Linked DNA regions of Homo sapiens: region 2 is linked to region 1. A link is a contact called in ENCODE Hi-C or POLR2A ChIA-PET data. All regions are on one chromosome and are shown on one strand. The core of a region is the stretch at or near the end of the contact, and the rest is flanking DNA. Distances in the headings are between cores, read along the strand shown. Region 1 holds the start of LINC02242 (long intergenic non-protein coding RNA 2242). Region 2 has its middle 19 kb from the start of LINC02219.

Region 1 (2,700 bases), core at 28-2,527:
ATGCTCTCCAATTCCAGGTTATGTAAAGGAAGGGAGAGAACTGACATACCTTAAGTAACTACTAAGTGTCAGGAGCTTGCCTGCATTATCTCAATTACTTTTCCTAACAATCCAATAAAGTCGTTGTTCCTCCATTCATCTTACTGATGAGAAAACGGAGGTGCTGAGAGGGTCATTCACTTGCCTGATGTAGCACAGTTAGGAATACAGCTGTGGAGTACAATTGGTTTGTTTCATCTTAGATCTGCTGATCATTTTCTGTGACCTTGGGCAAGTCACTTCACCTCTCTGCTCTAACTTTCGCATCTTCAAAACGTGAATGATAATGAGAATCCTTCACAGAGAGTTAAAGAAAGCAATGTGTGTAAGGTGATCAGTGCAGGTAACTGGTCAATAAATTCAGCCATTGTTATATGACAGTGCGGAGACTGAAACCTAGTGCAGCTCCCTTCCAAGCTGGTGCTGATTTCCCTCACCAGTCTAGAGATCAGTGCCACCCTTCTCCATGGGGAAGGTTTAGGTGGAACTGATACTCGAGAGACTAAAATTACAGGGTGATTTAACATCCTTGCTTTAAAAGTATATTCCCTATTGGGGCAAACAAAGCCTGTAGTTCTGGCTCAGGCTTGTATTTTGGAAAAAAAAAAAAAAAAAAAAAAAAGCTCTCTGAAAAGGAAGTAGGAGAAGAGAGAAGTGATGTGAGATGTGGAAGTTGCAGGGCTGTCATCTCACTGTCCTGGCCAGTTGCTTGGATTCAGGATGAAAAAAGGAAAAGTTGCCTGGTAATATGTTTTCTCATGACAGCTGATGTCTAGTCTGTTCACTGCAGCAAAAGTGGAGCTTAACCGATGATTTTTAACAGGCATCACCATCATAATGCCTGGCATCCTGGTGCTCAAACCCCACCTGAGTGCTTCCCACGTGCCAGGCTTTCGGCTGGCCTTGGGATACAGAGATGAGTAAGACATGGTCCCAGTTCTTGCAGAGCTCCCAGATGAGTGATCAAATGAGCCTTAGAGCACAGAGATCTTGCTCACCATAGAGAGAAACTATTTATATTCTAGACCCTGTAGAATCATCCAGAAGGAAGCCTTGTACACATCATTATCTATCACATAACCAGGAATTTTTGAAGCTTTGTGAAGCAGCTTAGGTAACTTTTAAAACAATCCTCAGTGAGAAAACAAATTCCACAAGTAGGAGGGAGGCCGCCCATAATGCAACCAACTTGGTTAATCACTTGGAAGTTCTTCCAGTCTTGCGAGGACTTCTTGGGCACTAGTTGTACCAATAACTAACCCCAAGGAATTGGACTCAGAAGAGCAATACAAATTGCAGCCTTGCCACTTACGAGCTGAGAGATCTTAGCCAAAATAACTCAATCTGTCTGAGTTGTATTTTTTATCAGTCGACTGAAGATGAATAATATTCAGGCTACAAGTTTATCAAAGAGTTAATAGGTGAGTATCTATGAAAGCCCTTTTTATTCAGTAAAGATGTATATACATTTGTTCTTGTTACTTCTCTTCATACTTTCACTTTCATTTATTTTGTATAAAATTTGCATAGTGTGACTTTTAGATTTTGGGCTTCTTGCTTTCTAGTTTGATGTTTATGAATACTTCAATAAAGAGAGGGTGGAAAAGGATAGCAACACTGAGCAATTTTTTAGTATCACATCCATGAGGAGCCATAGGTAAAAAGAGGTGACTGAAACTATGATTCTAAAGCCTAAGCAATATTCCCAAGGTGAGAAATCTAGTACGAAGTTGAATTGGGACATCAGCTACTGTCTGCTTGACTTCAAAGCACAGGTTCTTAACTACAATCTACCTTGTGTCTGAAAATGATGATAATATTAATAATCTGAAATGGGAAAGGATGACTAATAGCAATGTTCATTCATTATGTTTATAGGAAAATGAAAAGTGATGTTTATGGCTTTTCTTTGAGGGGAGAATAAGAATTAAAAACCTGTACTTATTGTTAGGAATTTATGAAATATGATCTAAGCAAAAGACAAGTAAAAACTATGAAATATTATGAAAATTTGTGGTGTCTTTTTACAAGCCCCTTCTCTAGGGTCTTGTGTCATTATCACCCTTAGCTGGAAATAATCTCAACTCTGAATTCCCAGAACCACTTTGAAGAATCTTTTGTGTGATTAAGACTCCTGGCTGGGCGCAGTGGCTCACTCCTGTAACCCCAGCACTTTGGCAGGCCGAGGCAGGTGGATCACTTGATCTCAGGAGTTTGAGAACAGCCTGGTGAACATGGCAAAACCTCATCTCTACTAAAAATACAAAACTTAGCCAGGCATGGTGTTGCACGCCTGTAATTCTAGCTACTTGGGAGGCTGGGGCACAAGAATCACTTGAACTTGGGAGGCGGAGGTTGCAGTGAGCCGAGATCGCGACACTGCACTCCAACCTGGGCGACGGAGTGAGACTCTGTCTTACAAAATAAATAAATATAAATAAATAACCGGCGGCCTCAGGGTATTTGCACTTGCTGCTCCCTCTGCCTGGTACATTTTTTTCCCAAAAACCTCTTGGATCATTGCTCCCTTCATGGACACATATGCTCAAATGTCCCTTATCAGACAGACCTGACTAGAGCTTTTCTTATCACTTTGTACAAAATGGCCATGTGCCCCTTATTACTCTTATCTATTGTCTTACTTTATTTTTCTTCAAAGCA
Region 2 (2,700 bases), core at 110-2,609, 520 kb before region 1:
ACTCTGGCACCAAGGAGAAGGTTTGGAATGAGATGCTCCACCACTCTCTGCTCAGGGTTCTCCAGACAAAGGCCCCACCACCAGCATCTCGAGCCCTGCCCTTTCCACCCAGGACACCAAATGGGATGCTGGATCAGTTGCTGAGACAATGGCCAAAGGGTCAGCTGGAGCCCTGCCCAGCAAGATCAAAGGTCTGGAGTCTCTGAGGAATTTTCTTAGAGCACGAAGCACCTCTGGAGCAAGAGATTGTTTCAGCTGTGGCATGACCAATAATTCTCAAGCTGAAAGATTATTTTCTAAGCCATTAATAACAAAAAACATATTTCTATCTGCCATGCCAGAAAAAAAAAAACAAAATTATCTTTCTATTCTCTTTACACAAAATAGTATTATAAAGTTTTGGTTATTTGAGGAACGATCAAAGAGGATAAAGTAAAAAAAGTAGGGAAAAGAAATGTTACATAGGTGGATCAAACAGTGAAGTTATGATAATAACAATAATTCTTAATACTAATGGTAATGATGCTATTTTTCTGGATGCTTTTTAAAGTTTGTCATTTGTTATGGTTTCTTCTCTTATTCTAAGTAGATATTTACTCTTGGGCTTAATTTCATATTCTTTTTCATAAAGAGGGCTCCATATTTTATAAGCTTTGCAATAACCTGGATCTACCCTTGACCGAGTTCCTTTTCTTGAAGAGTGGGGCAGGAATCACTAAAATCACAAGAAACCAATTCCTACAACTTTTCTTTGCTCCATTAAATCCTTACCCTCTCCTATTTGATCTTGAATCTATTATAGAAGCTTAGAAGATTCAAATGCCAATAAGGAGTGTTCAAAATATCTAAATCCATGACTTGCCTGACCCAATCTCATTGAAAAAGCAAAGCATTAACTCTGTCTTCCTAATTTGGAAGAAGACAGGTTTGCCTGGATCAGTTTTTGGAAAGGAATTACTTTAGAAATACCGATCTCCGAAAAAAATAGAAGAGCATATCATTTCGTTTGTATGTTTCTTTTGAAATTAGTTATTAATACAGAGGCAATCACTTTTGAATGTCTTTGTACCGTACACCAACCCATATTTTCCATCTATTCAGGAGGGAAGAGCAAGGCTGAGAGCCAGCAAAGGGCAAAGAAATGACTGCCCATTTTGTTGCAACACCAAAAAACTCTTGATTTATCAGTGTGTTTGACATACTCTTTTTCGGCGGGGTGGGGAGGAGGTGATGGGCTGGTGGAAATAAAGACTTGTAAATTTTGTAAATGCGAGTCCTCTAAAGTAGGCCAATTGGTCAGCTGCAAACTTGGCAGCATCGTGAAGCATGTGTGCTGGGCAGCTTCGGAACACGATGTTCTGTTTCACTTCTGAGAGCAGGGGAAAATGGAATAAGGGCTCAACCCAGGACAGAGAGAGAGAGAGCTCAGCAGCGACCTGCGAAAGGGCCCAAAGACAAAGGAAACAGTAAAGAATAAAAGCCCAGCATCATTAGACTGCTGACCACAACGCTGAAAAAAGAGAGAGAGAAAGAATGTGAAAGTGTCTGAGAGAGGTGCTGTGGTTCTGATGCTTGCTGAAGCTAAGTTCTGGAAAATTCAGAGCAGTTGTGTGATTGATGATTAAAAGTAATAACTCAGTGTTTTATGTAAGAGTAATGATGAAATTTCGTAAAAGTTCTTGGAAATAATGCTGAATCTTATTGAGTCTACAAACCTTGAACCATAAAACAAAGTGTGGCATGAAGGAAAAAAAAGTTTGAAACACAGACTCCTATAGCTCCAAATTTAAAAAGAACTTGTTAGGGCTTTTTTTTTTTTTAAACTAAATTTACATTTCATATTGTTTTAATAAATATTCGGCTACTAAATAATAATATATAACTTATAAAAATAACAAAGTGTTTGGCATATTTGAGTAGTCACCCTTCTCAGATATTTTCAAATGATTTATGAGTAAATAAACTGAATAAAGTGCAAAAAAATATGGACTTGTGTTAACAGTTCAACAAAAACAGGTACTAATAGTAAAGTATACGTTAATTCATAAAACATTTTGTTTAATGGCACCAACTGCTCATATCTTGAGATTGGTTCTTTCTTTTAATTAAGTGATTTTGAATTATGTCATGGTGACATTCTATTAGAATCATTTATAACTGATAGCATGTAATGAATAACCACATATATTTGTCTTCAAATATCTGGTGTTATCATAAACTTGAAAGGACAGAGATCAAGCAAGTGATAATTGCTTAATTCCATATGTACACTATCATTTAAACATATTAAGTTGAAAATAAATTCTTAAGGAATATCTCCATCTTGATTTATTGCACAGAAGTTCAAGTATAAATGCAAAAATGGTTATTACTCAGTGGCACCTCTTCTTCCTCCATGTATGTGCCAAAAGAGAAAGACAAAAGAAAAAAAAAGCCACCTATTTATTAGTGTAAAAAGGAGACTATGGTGGCCAAAAGACTCAGCTGGTCTTTGTAAAGGAGTTTATAGCTTTCAGCTGAAATCTCTAAGTGAGAATTCTCATTCCCAGCTGCTGGCTCCCTGGGAGCTCTCCGTGGCCTCTGACCTCATTTCCATGGAGACAGAGGTGGGAAGGGTAAAAAATAAGTTAAGGGGGAAACTTTTCTTAAGGCAGTATTTCCAAATCCCCACTCCTCTAACACTAATGACTGTCCAAGTTA

The links. Hi-C counts contacts between places; a loop is a spot of excess contacts on that map. ChIA-PET counts read pairs that join two places held with the same protein, here RNA polymerase II (POLR2A). Pooled maps may share reads with other maps.
Region 2: a loop to region 1 is called in a map of sigmoid colon, with 4 times the contacts of the local background. The contact joins the enhancer-like site here to the promoter of LINC02242 in region 1. A Hi-C loop is called at or near these places in 1 of 168 maps with a recorded cell type or tissue (sigmoid colon) and 4 of 50 pooled maps. POLR2A ChIA-PET finds 5 or more read pairs at or near these places in 1 of 52 experiments (BJ).

What each region holds. Positions count from the first base shown.
Region 1 is chr5:67,645,366-67,648,065 of GRCh38, reverse strand. LINC02242 (long intergenic non-protein coding RNA 2242) reads left to right here and starts at 1,277. Exons shown (of 3, transcript NR_147169.1): 1 at 1,277-1,460.
Region 2 is chr5:68,169,955-68,172,654 of GRCh38, reverse strand. No RefSeq gene overlaps it. Among named protein-coding and RNA genes, the nearest start is that of LINC02219, 19 kb to the left of the region's middle. Within about 2 kb of position 1,359, at least 17 of the 41 ENCODE cell types and tissues checked have a DNase peak (open chromatin) inside an H3K27ac peak, as active enhancers do.